3 separate regions of the Homo sapiens genome follow, and all the other regions are linked to region 1. Evidence: chromatin loops called from intact Hi-C (ENCODE). Cell type or tissue: PC-3. All regions are shown on one strand.

Region 1 (5,000 bases):
CTTAGTGAGGCAGAGGCAGGAGGATAGCTTGAGCCAAGGAGCTCGAGACCTGCCTGGGCAATATAGCAAGACCCCATTCTCAAAAAAAAAAAAAAATTACTTCCTTTATAAAAAAAAAAATCTTCCTGCTTTGTGTTGTTTCTCCCTCTTGGCTATTTTAACATTTGAGTTCCTGGTCCAGTTCTTCCTGTCTGTTCACTACTCTTATTCCTTACTAATTTCCTATTCTATCCTAGTTTTTTTCCTATGCATTTCAAGGTTTCCCTTATTCTCCAGACTTTTGTGTGTCACTGAGGTAACTGTTTCTGCTTCTCTTTTACCCTTTATATTCAGTATCATCACAGCTCAACCTTTGCTCATGTGTCCTATTCTCTTTTTCCATCCCTCTATCAATCTTTTCTACTCTAATTAGCCTCTTCTGTGGTAAAACTGTCCCCAGCAATGACAGACATCCAATATACCTACTTCAAATCCCTTGGGAAATAAGGTAGACTATAAACAAACATTTTATTCTTTCCACAAACTATGGGTGACCTAAAAAGACTTGCATTAGTTGCCTAACAGGTTAAAAAAGAGTAGTTTGGTATTTTAACATTGATCAACACATTACATTTCAAATCATTATACTTGGCATGTGTTTTTAAAAGTTTTAAAATACAGAATTAAAATATTCTTTCATCTACTTTAGTATGGTATATTTCGCAGAGAACTCCTCCTGGCAGGCCTGTTTAGATAGTACATGTCTGTTTTGTAGTGTAGAACTCTGAGATCTCTTTTTTAAAGTTTGTTTAATTCCTTAAGCAATTCAAAACTCATATTTGAGAGACAATGTAACTTACCCTTAGATCCATCTCCACACTGAAGTGGAATGTCTCTCAGAGTGACAATAGAAGTCACACCCTCAAATTTCTACAGTGGAATATCTAGTTGATCATTTATATGTGTGGTATAATACAAGTTGAGTATCCCTTACCCAAAATTGCTTCAGGCCAGAAGTGTTTTGGATTTTATATTTTTTCAGATTTTTAAATACTTGTATTATACTTCTTGAGCATTCCTAATTCGAAAATCCAAAATCTGAAATGCTCCATTGAGCATTTCGTTTGAGTGTCATGTTGGTGCTCAGAAAGCTCAAGACTTTGGAGCATTTCAGACTTCAAATTTTCGGATTTAGAATGCTCAACCTATATACATCAGGAATAGTGGCACTTCAGATATACCTGAAACCAACCATAAATTTTATTTTACTCAGCATGTGCTTCAACAGACATCTTGTGAATCCATTAACATATTTCCTTAGAATTGGACATGTGGTACCATAACAATTACAGCCCTGTAATGAAATTATATCTCTTTTTAAGGTTTTATGCTGTGAAAGAGCATAAACCATGAGCTATTTATTTTGTCTTAGAATATTGTTTTGTGTAGACACTTTTGAAACCATTGGCACTTCCTACTGTGGATTAAAATTAATCCACACAATGGTTATTTCTCCCAAAATCACTTGCTAGACTTTGTAATACCTTATATAAACTCGAATCACGTTTCCTGTTCATTAATCTCTTTACCCCCAAAAAAGGCAAAAGGAGGCTGGGCACCGTGGCTCATACCTATAATCCTAGCACTTTCGGAGGCCAAGCAGAAAGATTGTTTGAGCTCAGGAATTTGAGACCAGCCTGGGCAACATGGCAAGACTCTGTTTCTGCAAAAAAATACAAAAATTAGCCAGGTGTGGCGTATATCTGTGGTCCCAGCTACTTGGAAGGCTGAGGTGGGAAGATTGTACTCCAGCCTGGGCAAAAGAGCCAGACCTGGTCTGTCTGAAAAACAAAAACAAAAACAAAACAAAAAACAGCAAAAAGTAGGTCTCCTCCAACCGGATTACTTAAAGTCTAAAATTTATGTAGTAGTACCATCTAGTGGCAAAAGAGGACACTGCTTTGCTATTTGATTATATGTGTCTTTGTAGCAGCCAGGGAAATAAGTGTTTATGGGTTAGGGAAATGTGAACACTGTATATTAAGGAAATATTTATTTTTAAGTATAATGATATTATTGTGTTTGTGTTTAGAAAGAATCCTTGTTTAAATATACATATTGAAATATTTACAAAGAAGTTGTATGATGCCTGAGCTTTATTTTAAAAATAAGTCTGAGGCAGAGGGGTGGAAATAGAGGAAGTGGATATGGGTGTAGATGAGATAAAACTGACCATGAATTGATAATTATTGATGTGGGATATGAAGGTACATGGGGCTTTGTTATAATTTTCTGCATACTTAGGTATATGTTTGAAATTTTTTGTAATGAAAATAAAATAGAGATTACATGGAATTTAGATGATATGAAATCAGATAAATGCAGAATTATAGCTAATCTTAAAAAAAGTTGTGTAGTGTATTTTTTACTCCATGGCTAGAGCCCTCCCCCCAACTTGTTTTTTTTGTTTGTTTGTTTTTTGTTTTTTGTTTTTTGTTTTGAGACGAAGTCTCACACTGTCGCCTGGGCTCTGGTGTGCAGTGGGGCAATCTCGGCTTGCTGCAGCCTCCGCCTCCCGGGTTCAAGCGGTTCTCCTGCCTCAGCTTCCCAAGTAGCTGGGACTACGGGTGTGCACCACCACGCCCGGCTAATTTTTATATTTTTAGTACAGACGGGGTTTCACTATGTTGGCTAGGCTGGTCTCGAACTCCTGACCTCGTGATCCACCGCCTCGGCCTCCCAAAGTGCTGGGATTACAGGCATGAGCCACCACGCCTGGCCCCCTCCCCACAACTTTTTTTTAGATGGAGTTTCGTTCTTGTCGCCCAGGCTGGAGTGCAGTGGCACAATTTTGGCTCACTGCAGCCTCCACCTCCTGGGCTCCCAGAGTAGCTGGGATTACAGGTCCCTACCGCCACGCCCGGCTAATTTTTGTATTTTAGTAGAGACGGAGTTTTGCCATGTTTGCCAGGCTGGTCTCAAACTCCTGACCTCAGGTGATCCACCCGCCTCGGCCTCTCAAAGTACTGGAATTACAGGCATGAGTCACCGCACCCAGCCTACCTAGAGCTCTTTAATTGACTTTAAAATACTGAGTATAGCAACAAGGTAAATATGGCATTTTAGAGATAAAAAGCTGAAAGATGGCATGGTGTAGGAAGAATTATCTATAGGCAAGTTATTGAAGCATTTACATCTTTGTTGTAGTTTGACAAAATTTAATATTTATAAATTGGTCTATAAACTGTAAAACAATATACATGTAAAGTATATCTTTTCAGAAAGTAAGGAAAAACCGAGATCAACATTTCAGAATGTATTTTGAAGATGTAATTATCAAGTGTACTTATATCTGGTAATGAAAAGCATCTTTAATTATGATATACTGAAATAAATAAAAGTGGGTCAAGTAGCAGCCTCCCTGAAATGACAAAGTTGCTCATAGATAAATATCACTGGTATAACCACAGCAGATTTCATTTCTAATGAATAATTTTCTTTCTTTCTTTCTTTCTTTTTTTTTTTTTTTTTTTTGAGACCGAGTCTTGCTCTGTCACCAGGCTGGAGTGCAGTGACATGATCTTGGCTGTCTGCAACCTCCGCCTCCCGGGTTCAAGCTAATCTCCTGCCTCAGCCTCCCGAGTAGCTGGGACTACAGGCGTGCACCACCACGCCCAGCTAATTTTTGTATTTTTAGTAGAGATGGGGTTTCGCCATGTTAGCCAGGATGTTCTCAATTTCTTGACCTTGTGATCCTCCTGCCTCGGCCTCCAAAGTGCTGGGATTACAGGCGTGAGCCACCGTGCCCAGCCTAATGAATAATTTTCTAATGTTTCTAAAATGTTAAAATACTTCTAAGACAATGTGTGATTATATAGTGTAATTAATCTTTTAAAACTGAGCTTCCAGAATTTTAAAATACAAATGAATATTCTCTCCTTCAAAATTACATATGTATTTAAAAGCTGCCACTTCTCAAAGAACTTTTTGAAACATTTTTTTTTGGAACTGCTTTGCAATTGTATTCCATTTTCTTTTAAAAACTCTTCAAAATCAAGGGCCTCTTCTAGGTTGTATGCAGTATGCAGCCCCCAAGAAATCTGTCCCACTCAAAAACTAGAAAACACTGGATAAAATACAAAAATCATACTTTTAAGGACACTGGAGGACTGTGGAATCATCAAGCTCTTTATTAACTATAATTCTTAGGAAGAAAGAACCCTTTCTAGATAAGCTGAGATTACTGGTAATTTTCTTCCTGGGGTATATTGATTCTGGGTACAGATTGAGATTCATCATTGGCACAAGCAGGAGGACTTCACTGGGAGAAAGAAACTCTTGAGGACTTTCTGCAGGACTAGGTATGAAAGAAAATGAAATCGTTGGCAGCCTTGACAAACATGAGGGCAGATGTAGAGATACTAGCATTTAGAGGAGCTCTAAATGCATGGCTCATTTTTACCATGAGATATTGGCCGAGTCTTGTAGTGCAGGAGACTTGGGATAGACTAGAAACGCAGAATGTTAGCAGGCGAAGTCCTGCTAGAGGGAGAGACATGTTACTTTCATACCACAGGTCTCCTCAAGTCATTTGCCAGATTTTAAATTTTGTAGAGCAGGAGATTAAAGACCTGAGTTTACAACCTCCAAGAGAAACAACATTTAAGGCTAGAGAGTTAAGTGCTACCAGAGAATAAGGCTGAACTGGAAAGGCAAAGTGAAATATCCCATATTCCTGCAATGTTTAGGAAAGACCTATTAGAGGGAGACCTACCTAGTATATCAAACATGACTGGTTTTCCATTCAAGATAAATGTCAGATTTTGATACTGTATAGGGTAAGAAGTTAACTGCTGAGGAGATGGAGAACTTTCATATTTTCTATCTGAATATAGAGAGACACACTCAAGGAACTGGGAAAACCAAACCAGTTAGTTGTGAACTTAAAATTGCAACTAGGTCTCAATCCATTTTTTTTTTTTTTCAAGACAGAGTCTCGCTCTGTCGCCCAGTCTGGAGTG
Region 2 (5,000 bases), 110 kb before region 1:
CTTTCTCCTCACAGCCATGGAATTTGGCCTTGCCTCACCCCACCTGTTCTGTGGTGCTTCCCCAGAATTCTTCTTCCCACCTGCCCTGTGGTGGAATGCCTCTCCCCTCCTGCCCTGTGGTGCTTACCCAGAATGCCTCCCCCCACCTCCCTGTGGTGTTTGCCTAGAATGCCTCTCCCCTCCTGCCTTGTAGTGCTTACCCAGAATGCCCTCCTCATGCAAGCCATACCCCATTCAGGGAACCCTGCCTGGCATCATGCTCCAGGCTTCATGTTTTTCTCTCTTAAAATCCCAGAGCCCTTGGTACAAACCCATAGTTTAGCCACTGGCTTTTTTTTCTTTGGAGATGGAGTCTCATTCTGTCGCCCAGGCTGAAGTGCAGTGGCACAGTCTCAGCTCACTGCAGCCTCCGCCTCCCGGGTTCAAGCGATTCTCCTGCCTCAGCCTCCCAAGTAGCTGGGATTGCAAGTGCCTGCCACCACAACTTTGTATTTTTAGTAGAGACAGGGTTTCACCATGTTGGCTGGGCTGGTCTCGAACTCCTGACTTTAGGCAATCCACCTGCCTCGGCCTCCCGAAGGGCTGGGATTACAGGCGTGAGCCACCAAGCCTGGCCACGCTGACTTTGTCTTGATTTTTAATTCCACTCTGCGTTAGTCTGAACTCTCCATCCAAATTAGAGTTTTTTTCTAGTCTCATGGCCTGCCACTGACCTAGGTCAAGCTCTTACTAGAAATAGAACTATTTTAACAGAACTTAACCTGTCTAACAGAGTCCCTCTTCTACTTAGAAACCCTTTACAAGCTCTCAGGTTGAAGTTTATTCTCTTAACTAGCACATACAACTTCTCATGCTCTAGGCTCACTGGCCTTTCTGGCTTCATCTCCTATCCTTTGTCCTCCACCCACCACTACACACAGCTGTGACCCGTCACATGGAGCTGCTTGTTCCCTGTACCTCTCATGTTAGTTCTTACCTTTCAAGTGTCATTACCTAGAATGCACTTCTGTGCCTTATTCATCTAACCAATCTCTATTCATTTTCCATCTTAGCTACAGTAAAAACCTCCTCCAAGAAGTCTTCCCTGATTTGGATACCCCTAGTCTGTGCCTCCAAAGCATCCTACTCCTACTACTCCTAACACTTCTTGGCATATTCATAAGCACGGGTTACTTTGGAAGCAGGGGATGTGTCTTTTTGTATTGTATTGGTATTTTGTATTAGAACAGTTATCTTATGTCTTCCCTACCTAGAAGCCAGTAACGGCTTATCACAGCTAACAAAATCCAACGTCTTCAGTTTAGAATTTAAAATCCTTGGCAATCTGATCTTTATTCTGTGAACAACCCAGTTCTACTTGCTGTTTAGTAAGAGTGTTTCCTTTGCTTTCCAATCCCTAGGTATTGATGCAAACCAGAACACTACCCAGGATGACATCCCTTTGGTCCCCCTTCCCATGTTCTCTTATACATGTCCAACCCATTCCCAAAGCCTCAGCTCAAATCCCATCTCCTCTGTAAAAATATATCCAGACTTCCCTTCTGCCTGAGTCATAATTAATCTCTTCCCCTCCTCTTCTTTTATGACATCTTGACATCTAATTATAGTATTCACTGCTGTTTGCTTTATACTTTTTTTGGGGGGGTGGTCCCTAGTAGATTATGGGCTCTTAGATGATGTCTCCCACAGTGCATATGACATTGTTCATACTCAATAATTGTACTAAACTGAGACCCTTTCATTAGAAGAAGTGCTGAGCTCCAAACCAGCTTCCATTCCAGGCTTGGCTGCTTATAACCTTGGGCAGGTCTCTTAACTTCTGTTGGCTTCCCTTGCCTCATCTCTAAAATAAGATTAATCATATTAAGGATCCTTGAAAAAAATTAATTATTTATTATTTTGAAAGTGTCTTGGGATCTTAGAGATTGGCATTTCTATTTCTGTGGTATCTTTCTTGCTAGAGCTTGCAGTTTTCTTAAAAAGAAACATGCGAAGGAAAGGCATGGTTTATTCCAAGAACGGTTTTTTTCAGAATCTGAAATAATTACATCCTATATTTCAGACAAGGTCATCTTTTACCTTTTATAGCAAATGGTGGAGTCTTGAAGAAACCTGCTTTTCCTACCAGTGACTTTAAAGTGATTACAGTATTTATGTTGAATTATAAAAAGATGAGTAAGTATTCCATCATGCAAAGAACAGGGATTTCCCTGAGGGGAGAAATAAATGAAGAAAATGTTTGAAGCATACCTAAATGTAAATGACCTTTAAAGAAACAGGTTTCCTATTTATCTGTCCTGGTCAAGGCTAGTCGCAGAAACACTTACTTGAGTGATTAATTCATTTTAAGACACTCAAAGCATATCCAAAGTCAAGGACAAAGACACCGAAGTCACTGGCTATAATAACTCATGTTTCATATACATTGACTCACTCAATCCTCACAATACTCCCACGAGATACTCAGGGCAGGTATTATTAAACCTGTTTTATGGTTGAGGAAATTGCAGTCAAGTGCGGTTATGCAACTTGCCCAAGGCCGCTCTGTAAGTAGTGAAGTCAGGACTCACATCGATCCTTTGAATCAAATCCAGGGCTCCTCCTACTCACATCACTACCTCTTGGCCCTGGTGCCCTGAGCACCGTAGACAGGAAGGCAAAGAGAATCAGGTACCTTAGAAAACTTCCTATGCAGCTTCAAGTTCCTCCTCTCAGTGAGGTCCCTGAACTCCTCCCAGAGGAATTCTTGATCCCCCTTTACCCTAATGCTTGTGCTCTCTCAATGTTTAGGTGAGCTTTATTTATCTGTCCCCTTCAGCTCAGCCAGAGTGCCCTTCTCCTCCCAGGCTTCCATCAGCAGCCTGCTGCATGGCAGTAACTTGAATGCATTGGGCAGGAAGACACACTAAGCGCAAGGATGGTGGCATCTCAGGGGATCTCCAGTCTGCATTCACAGCAGTTTACCCTGCAGTTCTCTGAAGAGAGAACTCAAAACCAGAGATTGCAGCTCCTACAGTCAGAGGAGTGGCTCTTTAAAAAATATCGCTGGTCTGGACACGAACCTCCTGACTTTGGTCCCCTCTGTTCAAACCCCTCCACTCTCTCCTGTGTTCCCACAACACCTGTATGTAGCTTGCACCATTCCTCACCTTGGGCCTTGAGCTATAGTTCTCTGCGGACATGTCAGATGTGTCTTATCTCCCCTGTCAGATAATAAGCTTATTGAGGGCAGGGGAAATGTTGATTATTGTGATAACAATAATAGGAAGCAGTATTTATTTATTGAATACTTTTTGAGTGTTAGGTATGGTGCTAAGCATTACACCTAATGGTGTAATCAATCTTCACAACAGCCTGGTGAGGCAGGTATTATGTTCATCCAAATTTTATAGCTGAGTAAATGTAGAACTGGAGCAATTATTTGTTCAAGATGTCACATCTAATACTCATCAAAGCCAGGACCAAGAGTGAGGTTTGTCATTATCTTTCACTGTAACCCCAAATGGCCTGGCAGGGACAACGTAACATTCATTGAATGACAGGACGACCTAGAATCACACTTAGTAGAATGTCATGAACATTTATTCGATTTCGGTAAACTGTTGTATAGTTTAATTTGGACAGCACATATCATAAATAGCTAAAACTTTAAATTAATGTAGTGTTAAATGTACTATGTGCTCAGGTTCGCTCTCTCCGCCGTCCTCTTTCTCTCTTCCCCTCCTCCAGAGCGAAACATCTTTATTTTCTTTTCAATTTATTTATCGAAGAAACTGAAACAGTCATCTTGTAGTGTTTCCTCCACTTTGGATTTTGTAGATTGTATTACATAATCCTCATAACAGTCATATGATTAATCTTATGAGGTAGGTGCTATTATCATCCGTATTTTGCAGGTCAGAAAAAAAAGGCTCAGAATGGTGAAAAATTGGTTTCAGATGACAAAGGACCTGCCCCCTCACTTTTCTCTCCTGGCCTCGCTTCTCACTCTTCCCCTGGTCCCATCCCTCACTTCTCACCACCTTCCCATCCTCTCTTGCTTTCCTCTTTCTCCTGCCACCTGCTTCCTTACTTCATCCTCTTGGTCCCTCCCACCCGCTTCTCCCCCACCTCCATCCTCTCTTTTGCTACCTCCCTTCCATTTGCCCCCTTGCTTCTCTCCTCCTGCCCCCACACACCCATTTCTCAACACCTCCATGCAAAAATAAAAGTGACGTAAGAAGTGATAAGTAAGGACACAAACCCAGCTCACACTGACTCCAGGTCACATGCTCTTTTTTTTTTTTTTTTTTTTGAGACGGAGTCTCGCTCTGTCGTCCAGGCTGGAGTGCAGTGGCGCGATCTCGGCTCACTGCAAGCTCCGCCTCCCGGGTTCACGCCATTCTCCTGCCTCAGCCTCCCGAGTAGCTGGGACTACAGGCGCCCGCCACTACGCCCGGCTAACTTTTTGTATTTTTAGTAGAGACGGGGTTTCACCTTGGTCTCGATCTCCTGACCTCGTAATCCGCCCGCCTCGGCCTCCCAAAGTGCTGGGATTACAGGCGTGAGCCACCGCGCCCGGCCTCCAGGTCACATGCTCTTAACCAGGACAGCCAGCCTCTGGTGTAGCCACACCCAGCAAACATCTGCTAAATGGACATTAGTGGCTTTGCTATAAATCATTTTACTACTTACCACAGAGACAAAAAATTAAAGGAGAATAGCACTTAGATGTTTTATATTCATTTGCAAGTTTTATGAGAATCATAACTAATAGTCAATGTTTGACTAAAGAAGAACAATTCTCTAAAATGACAAACTTAGATATTTGTCTTTAATAAATCAAAGACATCACTACTTCATCATGATTGGCAATTTACAATGCTCTTGAACTCATAAGTTAAAAGGGTAAAATACATAACTTCAAAAAGGATTTGGATAAAATAATAGAGCCATAGTGGTTTATGAAAGGAAGCAAAGGCTACTCATGATATATATCTCATCTTTTAAAATTGTAAATT
Region 3 (5,000 bases), 66 kb before region 1:
AATGTATTTTAGTTTACTTCTCCATAGTGGAATTCAATTTAACTTTAAAGTTTCCATTTTCAACGACAGAGGTAAACTCAGCCTTGTCACTCTCAAGGTAACTGTGTCATTGCAGTTTCAAGGTTAGTCTCTTGGAGTAAATATTCAGTCAAATTAAAGATTTAAGCTCAGTAAGTTGGAGCTCAAATTCAATACATGAGCTGCAATCCACTCTCAAGGATTCTCGTCTTCTCTTTCCCCTCAGGATATATCTGTGTACAGGGGTTCGTCTGGCTGTGCCCCAGATGCTTGTGTCCTTGCTGCAGCTGAAGGTTTTACAGCTGGTAACTTGTAGCCTGTTGTCTAAATGTGATAAAGGCCCACTATGGCCACCCCCATTCAGCCCCTTCTGGCTCAAATGAAGCTTGGAGACTCAACCTCACATTGATCTTTTCGGCTTCCCACCCTAGAGCCTGGGCTATAGGTCACCATGCTCCAAGGTGAGATGGCCCCTGTCATGCCTATTGCTGGACCTATTGGAAAGCTCAGTGTGCTTCCGCCATGTTCAGGCTGTGGGCACTGTGTCCAGCCTTCTCTCTACTTAACCTTCCATTTCTACTCAGTTTGGCAAGGAGCACGCTGTCGGGTGATTTCCTCCCAGGGTTCCAGAGAAGAGAGTCAAATGTTCCCCCTGCTCTAGGCTTTCCAAGTTCATCTAGGGGTATCTATCTCCTACAGCGAGGCTGCGGAAAGGTTGTAACTACTTCAAATACAGACAGCAGATAGGTTTTAGTGCAATCTTACACAGAAAGCAAAGATCTAGGTGCAATCAAGTCTTTTATTTTAAAATACTACTCTTTTTCTTAATAACAGCAAAAAATCTAAATTTTGGCATTATTCCTGGCAAAATTTAGTATTTTCTTGATTGAGATTATAGATTACTTTGGAGCTTCAAATTCTGTCATTTTCATCAGCATCTGATGACTCATGCAATGCTTCGCTCTTACTGGCCTCAGCTTATTTTCAATGAACAAAAAGGCAGCAATAGAATCTCTTTGATCACTGATAATTTTATCACCTCTAAGCCATCATTCCCAAGCAAGTGGGAGGTGCTCCTGAAAGAAAGTTGTGACTGGGAACTAGGCCAGGACGCTTTGGAAATGGGGTGGTTGTAGGGGGATGGTAGGGCACATTGAGGCCAGAAAGATACTTTTTCCTCAACAGTGAATGAATTGGCTACATTGTCTGGAAGACCCTCAAGTGTCACCAGGAGCTGTGTTTCTTGAGAGCAGTGTCCTGAGGCAGCCAGCCTGAGTCAACTTGAAATTCTATGGAGACCTGGAAGTATCTTTGGTTTCCATGGCCAGAGGCACAGAACACCTGGAGCTTCCCCCTTCTCCACTTCCTGCCTCCTAATCCCCACCCCCTGTGCTGACAGTCTGCTTTACACTGGTTCACTACCACTGTCATGTTTGTAGTGTTCGGCATCATGAGACATGCCTGAAAGAGATTATTATGGCAAAGATAAGGACAGGCAGCAGACTACTACATGTGTAGTTCCAAAGTGAAATCATCAACCTCCATCTGACTGACCAAGTTCGTTACATACAAGGAGAACTAGAGTGGTTGCCTACCTCTAACCAGACACAGAAGACTTTGGTCTGCAGATGGCAACAGAGTCCACACCAGAATCCAACTTCCACCCAAAGCCTGGGCAACATCTAGTGATGCTGCTGCTGCTCTCCTGGTTTTAGCAGGAGGATTTTCTTTGTTGTCCCCAGTCCCATGACACAGCTCCCCTGTGTCTTGGAGCAGGGGTCTCCTGCAGTGTGTACCCCACAATGGGGCTTGGAGCTTAAAAAGTCCCCATCTCCAGGCAGATTGACTTCAGATGAGAATGAGAAGGAAGCCTAAACATTTCAGGCATGAGATGCTGTGCCAATTATCAATTTATTACCTGTCCATTCTGAACTCACCCTTCACTGCCTGCTCTGCAATAATGGAGTTAGACTCAGTATTTCTCTTCTGCTAGTTAGCATGATGTTCGTCGGTAGAGGGTGCTAGAAGGTCACTGGAGGAAGAAGGGATTTCTTGTCCTTTTCTGGTGTGCACCTCTCAGCAAGCTCCTACAGTACCCACTGGCTTACACAGCATCAGCTCCTCCAGTGCACAGGGGATAGCAGTGTCCAGCAGCCAGCAGTAAGTGCTACCTCCCCAGGGGCATCGTTCCCTATCACCTTCTCAGGCTGCTTTGCAATGGAGTACCCTAAGCTCAGCACTTCCCCAGAAATGTCTCCCCAAAAATCCTCTCACAGAGCTTTGCAATGAGATCCAAGGCATGGCACCTCCCCATGGGGAGCTTCCCCTGGTAATCTAGAGGGTGGATTCCCAGGTAGTCCCACCAGCAGAGGACCTCAGCAAACCTCTTCTCCATCCAGTGAGCCATGGTTGCACCCTCTACCAATGAGGTCTGGATCTGGATCTCAGCCCAGGATGGAGGAGTCTCTTCCTTGGATGCTCTAGCTCAGCCCTGAGTTGTAGCTGCTCTCCATTAGGTTGCTTTCGGCCTTAAAGTTATTTTTACCTTTGACTAGCTAATCTCCTCTTACTCTAATCTTTTGTTAAAGTTAATAGTTCTCTATTTCAATTTCTGATGTTCAAATTACTATGTGGTGTCTGTCTTCTGATTGAACTCCGAACTAACACCAATGCCAAAATGCAAACATACACAGCTACACCTGCTCCTAAGCCCCCTGAAGATAAACACACACACACACACACACTTTGAAATAGGGCAGAAGAGACTTAGGAGACTCATGTGAGCTCAGCTTTACTAACAAAAGATATTTTCCAAAAGGAAGTGAAAAGCACCTAAGAAGGCAGAGTGAAACTTAGACCACACACACACACACACACACACACAAAAAAAAAAAGAAACTGCCCAGCCCTCTTCAGGAACATAGAGATAGGCACTAAGTTGCCATCCATGGAGACATAAATGAAGAGCTACTCACTCACTGCTTTGCACTTTATAAGGATGTTGGAAGGTCTTCAAGTCAGAGGGCAGAAATAAAGCCCAGGACTCACCAGTGAGCCCTCAAAATATGAGTTCTATTCTACTGATGGGGAATATTGGTTAGCCCCTTAATCCTGAATCCAGTTCTGCCTCATTAGACAAGGAGGAAACCCCGGGTCCCTGGTGTCTAGGACCCCAGACTACCATCACCCTGCTGCCAATAGTGCTTCACCCAACTCCCACTGCCCACTCTCTTGACCCACAAGGCATACCTGGGAGTTGACCCAACCCTTTTATCAATCCGGCCTTCCCATTTTTCTTTGGCACCATCCCTGTGCTTTGGGTTTTAGGGGTTTTAGTGCCTTCCTTTCCTCTTTTCTCTTATCTCATCCTCCTTGATGGGGGGACTGGAAGAGGCACAATACAATTTCTAAATATATTTGTTTTAAAAAAACACTATAAATAATTATGAGGTAGAAATCATAAAAGCATGGGTTCAAAATGAATAAAAATGCCAACTCCCATAATGTTATGTAAATAGGTACTTGTAGCTTATGATAAAATTGCTGAAGACAGCTTCTTGCTGGGATTCAAAAAGTGCTGTATTTCAAATAACAGATCGAATGAAACAAAGCTGATGTGCTTGGAAAAAACCGGGGTAAGATGACACCAGCGTGGTTCTAGTGTTGGCAAAGATTATAATGCTGAAGATACATGCAAGGAACTTAAGTAAAACTAGGTCATAATATGTGAGACAGAAAAACTCTAGAACATTCTTAAATGCACATGTCATTTTATATGATATGGGATTTTAATAAATAATAGTTAATTATAACAAAGTTTTTAGAAACAGACATTTGACTGTTTTGACTATATCCTTAGAAGTGTGTATTGTTTCCAAGTTGGCCTATCATTTTTTAGTCGCTTTTTTGGAAAAAAAAAAAAAAGGAAGGTCTCCTCATATTCAGGATTGCCTAGTGTTCAGGCACATGAGGACTACCATGAGCCTGGTAGCTAGTAGTCAGACAATAACCTGTCTCTTTCAGTTCAAGGTAAAGCAAGCCTATGCTTGAGCCTCCCTCAAAGCTTCCTGCTTTAGGAATTTACTCATCTCTCAGAACTGGTGAGAACAGTGTCTGGCTCTCTGAGATACTAGCTTTCCTCCCTAGAAAAGTAGTTGGTAGCCCCTAGCATTGAAGTCTCTTTTAAAAATTCGAACACAACCCATATACATACATACGGTTAATTGGCTTTCAACAAAGGTGCAAAATCAACTCAATGGAGAAAGAAGATTCTTAAATGATAATCACAAATGATTATGGAACAATTGGACATCTATATACTAAAAAAGAGAGAACCTTAGCCCTTATCTTGTACCACACACAAAAATTAAGGTAAAAATAGATCATTAACCTAAATGTACAACATGTAACATGTCTAGAAAAAGTCACAGGAGAAAAATTTTGTGACCTTGGGTTAGGCAAAGATTCATTAGATACAACACCTATAACATGATCCACAAAAGAAATAAAAGCTGATAACCTGGACTTCATTAAAACTTAAAACTTCTACTCTTGAAAAGACACTGTTAAAAATATAAGCTACAGACTGTGAGAAAATATTTATAAAATACATATTCATTAAAAGACATATTTCCAAAATACATAAAGAGCTCTCTCAACTCAGTAGGTTTTTAAAATCCCATTTAGAAATAGGCAAAAATTTGAACAGACACTTCAACAAATTAAATACATAGATGGCAAATAAGTACATGAAAAGATGCTCATCATTTAAGATATGTGATTGGCAGTTTCTTATAAAGTTAAATATACACTTACCGTATGACCCAAAAATCCCATTCCAAGGTATTTACTCAAGAGAAATGAAGACATATACCCACTCAAAAAACTGTACACAAATATTTATAATGGATTTATTAATAATCACCCCAAACTGAAAACACCCAAATATTTTTCAACCAGTGAATGGGTAACAAACAATCGTA

What was found. Hi-C counts contacts between places; a loop is a spot of excess contacts. Peaks named below come from ENCODE experiments on the same cell type or tissue, not always from the same donor. Only the 100,000 strongest peaks of a DNase experiment are listed, where the experiment ranks them.
Region 2: it touches region 1 in a loop (3-fold over the local background); 2 of 110 quality-filtered maps call a loop at or near these places.
Region 3: a loop joins it to region 1, with 12 times the contacts of the local background. A loop is called at or near these places in 51 of 110 quality-filtered maps.

The regions. Positions count from the first base shown.
Region 1 is chr5:112,755,864-112,760,863 of GRCh38, forward strand. All of the region lies in intron 2 of APC (APC regulator of Wnt signaling pathway), which reads left to right. Among named protein-coding and RNA genes, the nearest start is that of APC, 20 kb to the left of the region's middle. In PC-3, a CTCF peak has its summit at 1,918 (motif pointing left); no DNase peak of the experiment used is centred here; H3K27ac peaks cover 417 bases.
Region 2 is chr5:112,647,549-112,652,548 of GRCh38, forward strand. No RefSeq gene overlaps it. Among named protein-coding and RNA genes, the nearest start is that of LINC02200, 22 kb to the left of the region's middle. In PC-3, no CTCF peak of the experiment used is centred here; a DNase peak (open chromatin) is centred at 2,503; H3K27ac peaks cover 2,875 bases.
Region 3 is chr5:112,689,834-112,694,833 of GRCh38, forward strand. No RefSeq gene overlaps it. Among named protein-coding and RNA genes, the nearest start is that of APC, 46 kb to the right of the region's middle. RefSeq lists a silencer at 1,839-2,133. In PC-3, a CTCF peak has its summit at 2,017 (motif pointing right); no DNase peak of the experiment used is centred here.